Regions from separate parts of the Homo sapiens genome. Here region 2 is linked to region 1. Evidence: chromatin loops called from intact Hi-C (ENCODE). Cell type or tissue: IMR-90. All regions are shown on one strand. Links, peaks and the distances in the headings refer to the core of each region. The heading gives the core; the rest is flanking DNA.

What was found. Peaks named below come from ENCODE experiments on the same cell type or tissue, not always from the same donor. Only the 100,000 strongest peaks of a DNase experiment are listed, where the experiment ranks them.
Region 2: it touches region 1 in a loop (8-fold over the local background); 48 of 110 quality-filtered maps call a loop at or near these places.

Annotation. Positions count from the first base shown.
Region 1 is chr19:8,352,437-8,356,818 of GRCh38, forward strand. No RefSeq gene overlaps it. Among named protein-coding and RNA genes, the nearest start is that of ANGPTL4, 9.5 kb to the right of the region's middle. RefSeq lists an enhancer at 1,693-1,772. In IMR-90, for the core only: a CTCF peak has its summit at 1,681 (motif pointing right); a DNase peak (open chromatin) is centred at 3,395; H3K4me3 peaks cover 156 bases; H3K27ac peaks cover 428 bases.
Region 2 is chr19:8,578,470-8,582,851 of GRCh38, forward strand. It overlaps ADAMTS10 (ADAM metallopeptidase with thrombospondin type 1 motif 10), which reads right to left. Exons shown (of 26, transcript NM_030957.4): 26 at 1,771-2,533. The coding sequence ends at 2,424. Among named protein-coding and RNA genes, the nearest start is that of MYO1F, 3.2 kb to the left of the region's middle. RefSeq lists silencers at 305-499, 2,311-2,360. In IMR-90, for the core only: CTCF peaks have their summits at 430 and 2,459 (motif pointing left); DNase peaks (open chromatin) are centred at 2,502 and 4,052.

The DNA of each region.
Region 1 (4,382 bases), core at 141-4,140:
TAAACAACTTCCCTCCTCCCCCACATTCCTAATACCCTGGGTGTTCATGGTAGAAAATGTGACCCTTCTCTCTCCCACCCTGTCCCAGGCTGAGGCTTGAGTCAGAAAAGAAAAGAGAGAGGGAGGAGGTTCCCGGGCACTCCAGAATACATTGAACCCCTTGGGAGCCACTTTCAGCTCCTTTGCCATTTTAGGGGCCTCCTGGAAACTCCAAGGCACCCCTGCCCCCATCTGGAATGCTTAACTGCCCAGAGAGACTGCGCCTGTCTCTGAACAGTTTTTTTTTTTTTTTTTTTTTTTTTTTTGAGACAGTCTCGCTCTGTCGCCAAGGCTGGAGTACAGTGGCGCGATCTCAGCTCACTGCAAGCTCCGCCTCCCGAATTCAAGCAATTCTTCAGCCTCAGTCTCTCCAGTAGCTGGGATTACAGGCACCTGCTATCAGCCCAGCTAATTGTTTGTATTTTTAGTAGAGACAGGGTTTCACCATGTTGGCGAGGCTGGTCTCAAATTCCTGACCTCAGGTGATCCGCCCACCTCTGCCTCCCAAAATGCTGGGATTACAGGCGTGAGCCATTGTGCCCGGCCTGTCTCAGAACATTGACACCCCTGACATGAGAGCTAATTGGCCCCAGTCAGGAGCTTCAAAAGACAGCATTGGCCAGTTGTGGTGTGCATGCCTGTAATCCTAGTGCCTCGAGAGGCTAAGACAGGAGAATTGCTTGAGGCTGAGAGTTTGAGACCAGCCTGGGCAACAAAGCAAGACCCTGTCTCTAGAAAATTTATTTATTTATTTTTGAGACAGAGTCTTGCTCTGTCGCCCAGGCTGGAGTGCAGTGGCGCAATCTCGGCTCACTGCAAGCTCCGCCTCCAGGGTTCAAGCAATTCCCCTGCCTCAGCCTCCCTAGTAGCTGGGATTACAGGCACCTGCCACCATGCCTGGCTAATTTTTTGTATTTTTAGTAGAGATGGGGTTTCACCGCATTAGCCAGGATGGTCTCCATCTGCTGACCTCGTAATCCACCCGCCTCGACCTCCCAAAGTGCTGGGATTACAGGCATGAGCCACTGCACCCAGCAGACATTTTTAAAAATTAGCTGGGGATGGTAGCATGTTCCCGTAGTCCCAGCTACTCAGGATGCTGAGATGGCAGAATTGATTGAGCCCAGGAATTTGAGGCTACAGTAAGCTATGATCACGCCACTGCACTGCAGCCTGGGCCAAGAGCAAGACTGTCTCAACCGGGGTGCAGTGGCTCACGCCTATAATCCCAGCAATTTGGGAGGCTGAAGCGGGTGGATCACTTGAAGTCAGGAGTTTGAGACCAGCCTGGCCAACATGGTGAAACCTCATCTCTACTACAAATACAAAAGTTAGTCGGGTGTGGTGGCGTGCGCCTGTAGTCCCAGCTACTTGGGAGGCCAAGGCAGGAGAATCCCCTGAACCCGGGAGGTGTAGGTTGCAGTGAGCCGAGATCGCGCCACTGTACTCCAGCCTGGGCGACAGAGCGAGACTCTGTCTCAAAAATCATCATCGTCGTCATCATCTCCACTTCCCCCTTGATTTACTCAGTCTTCTCGAGCCTCCCACAGCGGGCGGGCAGCCGCCAGGAGGCCTTGAACTTCCTCTCAGGCGCCTGGGATCAGCGGGAAAGGAGCGCGTCTGAGCGGCCAGAACAGCTGCTCTCGAGTTCACCACCAGAGGGCGCTGCTATCTAGGGTAAACCCCCCGGGGCCGCGGTTGTCAAACCGGGTATATACAGAGAAGGAATTTTCGGGGTGGGGGGTAGTGGGGGAATCTATCTCTAGCTTTTTCTTATTGTTGTAAAAATAATTTCCCAAAAATAAAAATAGGCTGGGCGCGATGGCTCACGCCTGTAATCCCAACACTTTGGAAGGCCGAGGCGGGTGGATCACTGGAGATCAGGAGTTCAAGATCAACATGGTGAAACCCAGTCTCTGCTAGAAATACAAAAATTAGCCGGGCATGGTGGCCAGCAGCTGTAATCCCAGCTACTCAGGAGGCTGAGGCATAAGAACCCCCTGAAGCTGGGAGGCATAGGTAGTAGTAAGTCGAGATCGCCCCACTGCACTCCAGCCTGGGTGACAGAACAAGACGCTGTCTCAAATAAATAAATAAATAAATCGTAAATTACAAAACAATGACAAGCTTTAAAAATAGGCCAGGTACGGTGGCTCACGCCTGTAATCCCAGCACTTTGGGAGGCCGAGGCGGGCGGATCATGAGATCAGGAGATCAAGACCATCCTGGCTAACACGGTGAAACCCCATCTCTACTAAAAATACAAAAAATTAGCTGGGCCTGGTGGCGGGCACCTGTAATCCCAGCTACTCGGGAGGCTGAGGCAGGCGAATGGCATGAACCCAGGAGGTGGAGCTTGCAGTGAGCCGAGATAGTGCCACTGCACTCCAGCCTGGGCGACAGAGTGAGACTCCGTCTCAAAAACAAAACAACAACAAAATTAAATGAAAAATAAAATAAAAGAGGTCACGGTTTTGGGCACCGTTAATTCCAGCTAGTGAGCAGGCTGAGATGGGAGGATTTCTTGGGCCCAGTAGTTCCAATCCAGCCTTGGCAACACAGCAAGACATCCCACCACCACCCCACGTGCCCTCCCCCGCCACCGTCTTAAAAGACAGAAAGAGAGATTCAATGGTTTGGAACTAAAGAGAACTAGGTTCAAATCTTTTTTTTTATCTCTTTTTTTGAGATGGATTCTGGCTTTGTCACCCAGGCTGGAGTGCAGTTGTGCGATCTTGGCTCACTGCAGCCTCTGCCTCCTAGGTTAGAGCGATTCTCCTGCCTCCGCCTCCCAAGTAGCTGGGAGGTAGCACTCACCACCATGCCCAGCTAATATTTTGTATTTTTAGTAGAGAGAAGTTTTCACCAGGTTGGCCTGGCTGGTCTCAAACTCCTGATCTCAGGTAATCTGCCCACCTCAGCCTCCCAAATTGCTGGAATTACAGACATGAGCCACCACGCCTGGCCTAGGTTCAAATCTTGACCCTTCTGAGCTGTGTGACTTTGTCCAAATTCCTAAAGGTCTCAGAAGCTCAATTTATCTCCTTTCAGGGACCGACTTGAGGTTGAGATAAAATGGATTACACAAGTGTCTGATGGTGTAAAGGTGGCACTAAATAAATGTACGCTGCTACAGTTATTATTTCCTTAGTGACTTCATAGCTGTCTGCCCTGCAATGTACAAGTTCCCAGACTGGAAGGAATTATGGGGAAAAGCTAATAGGGGAGGGTGGAAAGGCAACCCCGTTCCCTTCTGAGCACCAGCCCAGATTCTGAGTCATCCTTTCTGCCCTGAGTGTTTGAGGTCCTGCTCTTGGGCTGACCTTTCTTGGTGACCTGGATGTGAGTACAGTGTGGCAGGAAGACTGTGGTTAGTTGCTGGGGGCGGTAGAGGCCAGTCACTGGACACGATGTGCCATTACATAGTCCTAACAACCTTGTGGGCTTGTCTGAGAAGAATCCTGCATGTCTCAAGCCAGAGAGAATTTTTCATGCTCTTCCTTGAACCTGAGTCATCTATTTCCTGTACACTTTGTCTAGGACTCTGTCAAGCATCTCTCAGTCTTAGGACCCCTGCTCCAGGAATCCTTACCTAATGGGATTGACATCTTTTCTATACTCTTCTAGGCCTGTGTGCTTACCCCATTGCAGCATTGACCATCTAGGATTCAACTTATGTAGTTAAATCTTAGCACCATTCATGGTGCCAATGAGCAAACAGATATCATGTGCCTCCTGATATCATACACTGAGAAGGACACAACATCACTGCCAAAAATACATAACAGGCACCTTAAGGGGAAGAAACATCTGCATCAGACAAATGCAAAATGGAGGACGTGCTACAAAAAACCGGTGTGTACATCTCGAAAATATCAGTGTTTGGCCAGGCATAGTGGCTTATGCCTGTTGTCCCAGCTACTCAGGAGGCTGAGGTGGGAGGATCACTTGAGCCCAGGAGGTTGAGGCTGCAGTGAGCTGTGATCTCACTGCTGCACTCCAGCCTTGGTGACAAAGTGAGACCGTGTCTCAAAAAATGCCAGTGCCCTGCCTGGTATAGCGAATGCACCTGTATTCCCAGTTACTCAGTAGGCTGAGGCAGGAAGATTGCTTGAGTCCAGATTTGAGACCAGCCTCGGCAACATAACAACGACCCTGTCTCAGATTAAAAAAAAAAAAAAAAAGGACCAACAGGATATGACAATGAAATGCAGTGGATGATTCTGGATAGGGTCCTGCTCATAAAAAACATGGCTGTGAGGCCGGGCGCGGTGGCTTACGCCTGTAATCCTAGCACATTATAGTGTATCCGGGAGGATCATGAGGTCAGAGTTCGAGACCGG
Region 2 (4,382 bases), core at 108-4,107, 230 kb after region 1:
CACACGTGTTTGTGTGCAGAAGTGGAGGGTACTGGGAAGCAGGTGCATCTGAAAGGTCCCTGACTTTGGATGTCACATCTAGATTTAACAGCCTCCAGTTTGGCTACTTCCTGGATGACTTAGTTACTCCCTTTTCTCATTGTAAAATGGGAACGTGGGTCCCCCCAGCAGAGCCTGGCCCAGGTACGTGTCAGCCTATGAGCTGGTCTTTGGGACACCAGCCAACCACCTGAGGCTCCTCTTGACATGTGAGGAAATGGCAGTTCTAATAGGTTGTTACTTCCCCACACCACCCAGCAAGGAGGTGGCCGAGGCAGGACCCGACCCTGGGAGACCCTGGGGGACCCATGTTCAGATCTATCTTTGGTCCAGGGCGATAAACCCGCATCCCCCTTGAAGATGTTAATATGCAGCGCCCCTAGTGGCCACAGCTGGGAAGGAGCCCGTCTCTGCTGGAATCTCCTGAGCGAGTTTGCAGAATTGACGGGCTTGGGGCATGCAATTCTCAGCAATGTCTCCAGGCACTCAAGAGTGAATATGAATGGGTAAGAGGACCCCACTTTGTTGGGGGCCATCAGGGGAGGCTTCTAGGAAGAGGCAACGTTTGTGCTGACACCGGCGAGTAAGCTGGAGTTAAAAAAGGTAAAGGGGCAGGAGCGTGCACCTGGCCATGCTAAGCGCTCAAGCAAAGGCCCAGATATGGGAAAACCATAGGGCAATTGAGGAAGTTCGGGGAGGCTGGTGTGGCTGGAGCATGCGGAGTGACGGAGAGTGTGATGGCCAGGGTGGCAGGTGCTAGACCGTGTGGCTTTAAGAGCCTCTGTGAGGGCCAGGCATGGTGGCTGATGCCTGTAATCCCAGAACTTTGGGAGGCTGAGGTGGGAGGATCGCTTGAGCCCAGGAGTTCCAGACCAGCTTGGGCAACATAGCAAGACCTCGTCTCTACAAAAAATTAAAAAATCAGCTAGGTGTGCTGTTGCACCTATAATCTCAGTTACTTGGCAGGGTAGGCAGGAGAATCGTTTAAGCCCAGGAGTTCAAGGCTGCAGTGAGCTGAGATCGTGCCACTGAACTCCAGCCTGGGCTACAGAGTGAGACCCTGTCTCAAAAAACAAAAACAAAAAAGCAAAACCCTTCCACGAGAAGCTGTTGTACTTTTCTCCTAAAATCCCTGGGTTCCTGTCTGCAATGTTAAAAGTCCCCTTCTGGCTGGGCACGGTGGCCCATGCCTGTAATCCCAGCACTCTGGGAGGCCGAGGCGGGCAGATCACGAGGTCAGGAGATCGAGACCATCCTGGCTAACACGGTGAAACCCCGTCTCTACTAAAAAAGTACAAAAAATTAGCTGGGCATGTTGGCGGGCGCCTGTAGTGCCAGCTACTCGGGAGGCTGAGGCGAGAATGGCATGAACCCAGGAGGCGGAGCTTGCAGTGAGCCGAGATCGTGCCACTGCACTCCAGCCTGGGCAACAGTGCAAGACTCCGTCTCAAAAAAAAAAAAAAATAAAAAAAAAAAATAAATAAATCAGCTGGGTGTGGTCGTGCACGCCTGTAGTCCCAGCTATTCAGAAGGTGGAAGTGGGAGGATCACTTGAGTCCAGGAGATCAAGGCTGCAGTGAGCTATGATAGGCATAGCTGGGCGACAGGGACCGTCTCAGGAAAAAAAAAAAAGAAGTCCCCTTTTGGCTGTTGGGTAGACCTGGGAGAATGGGTGGTCCTTTCCAGACCTGGGTGGGGGCTACTGGATGCACTGACACACACACACCGCAATTCGTAGAAATCTACACAAGACAGAACTTTATTGATGTAGGGCTTCCTGGCAGGAGTGTGTGGGCCCCAGGGCAGGGTCTGTAGCACCATGAGGGGGTGGCCTGGATGTCGGGGTGCCCCTGGGGCGGGCAGGGCAGAGGTTGGGGTGGATCCTCCCCCTAGTCAGGTCAGGGGAGGGTGTCAGGGAGGTGGTGCTACCCCCCCCCCTCCCATAGCAGACACAGATTCCCCCCCAGCTCGGAGTGGAGGGGTAGGGCAGTGCTGGGGGGCAGGGCACCGGCAGACCACCTCCCCACCCCTACTCTTCACAGTACATATTCCGATCAAAGGAGGGGGGGAGTGTTGGGGACTCCCTAAGGGTGGGTTCAAAGGGTGCTGGGGTGAACAGCTGTCCCCTCCCCAGACCCACCCTGGAGGGGGGGTCTCACTATGTGAACTGGAAGGGGCGGATGCTGAAGAGGGGCTCTGGGGGGATAGCCAGCCCCTCTCCATCCCCCCAGCCAGGGCCCTGCAGGGGTTCCCAATAAATAACTTCCGGCTCCGTCTCACCCTTCCCTCCCAGTTCCCGCCCCCCCGGGGCCCCCTCTGGCCGGCCCGCTGCAGGGCTGGCGGCGGAGACCCCGCCAGCTGTGGCTCCGGGTGCCGCGCGCCCCCTAGTGGCCATGGCAGGTTTTGCAGCACATCTGGCGGAAGTAGGCTCGGCTGCAGAACTGAAATTTGAGCACCAGGGGGCAGTAGGCGACCTTGTTCACATCCTTGCACTCTGCGGGGACGGGAGAAGGAAGGAAAAATCAGGTCTCAGCTGCCCTCCCCGCAGGGCTGCACACACGACCTGCAGTGCTTCCTGGCCAGTGACTTTCTGTGCCTTGGTTTCTTTCTTTTTAAATTTACTTTTTTTTTTTTTTTTTTTTTTTTTTTTTACAGATGTTATCTTGCTATGTTGACCAGGCTGGTCTCCACCTCTTGAGCTCAAGTGATCCTCTCACCTCAGCCTCCTAAGTAGTTGGGACTACAGGTGTGAGCAAACCACGCCTGACTTCTGTGCCTTAGTTTCCTCAACTATCAAAGGGGGCTTATAATAGCACCGATGTCACTAGGCTGTTTTGAGGATTTAAGAGAGAGAGTGTAGGGTTGGGGGCCAACACAGACACATTAGTAATGAGAAAAGGGCCGGGTACAGTGTATCATGCCTGTAATCCCAGCACTTTGGGAGACCAAGGCAGGAGGACTGCTTGAGCCCAGGAGTTTGAGACCAGCCTGGGCAACATAGTGAGAGCACTGCATCTACAAAAACTAATTAAAAGAAAAAAATAGGCTGGGCATGGTGGCTCATGCCTGTAATCTCAGCACTTTGGGAGGCCGAGGCAGGTGGATCACTTCAGGTCGGGAGTTTGAAACCAGCCTGGCCAACGTGATCAAACCCCATCTCTACTAAAAATATAAAAATTAGCTGGGCGTGGTGGCGGGTGCCTGTAATCCCAGCTACTCGACAGCCTGAGGCAGGAGAATTGCCTGAACCCGGGAGGCAGAGGTTTCAGTGAGCCGCGATTGCACCACTGTACTCCAGCCTGGGAGACAGAGCGAGACTCTGTCACAAAACAAAACAAAAAAACAAAAAAACAAAAAAAAAAAAAAGGAAAAATTAGCCGGGTGTTGTGGCATGTGCCTGTAGTCCCAGCTACTCAAGAGGCTGAGGCTGGAGGATCGCTTGAGCCCAGGAGGTGGAGGCTGCAGTGAGCTATGATGGCACCACTGCACTCTAGCCTGGGCGACAGAGCGAGACCCTGTCAAACAAACAAACAAACAAACAAACAAACACGACCCAATAAAACAAAAGAAGACAAATATTCCCTTTCCTTTCCATTGTTCCTTTTCATAGCACCCAGGAAAAAATGTCCATTTGGGGCTGTAATCCTCACTCGTTTTCTTTTTTAATAAAGTGAAGATAGGCCGGGCATGGTGGCTCACGCCTGTAATCACAGCACTTTGGGAGGCTGAGTCGGGCGGATCATGAGGTCAGGAGATCGAGACCATCCTGGCTAACATGGTGAAACCCCGTCTCTACTAAAAATACAAAAATTAGCCGGGCGTGGTGGCAGGCGCCTGTAGTCCCAGCTATTCAGGAGGCTGAGGCAGGAGAATGGCGTGAACCTGGGAGGTGGAGCTTGCAGTGAGCGGAGATTGCATCACTGCATTCCAGCCTGGGCGACAGTGAGACTCCGTCTCAAAACAAAGCAAAACAAAAACAAACAAAACAAAACCTGAAGCTCTTGAGTCCCAGCTGAGTGGGTGAGTCAGGGTATTTTTCAGAACATTGACTATTTTGTGTGATCATGATGTCTGTTGATGACTATGGATGGATATGAGCTTCCATCTAGCGGCCAGTGATTTATGGCAGGACCAGGGGCGAATTAAAAGCTACAGATGGATTTTTTTTTTTTTTTTGGTCGCCCAGGCTGGAGTGCAGTGGCACAATCTTGGCTCACTGCAACCTCCACCTCCTGGGTTCAAGAGACACTCCTGCCTCAGCCTCCCGAGTAGCTGGGATTACAGGCACATGCCACCACCCCTGTCTAATTTTTGTATTCTTAGTAGATCTGGGGTTTCGCCAT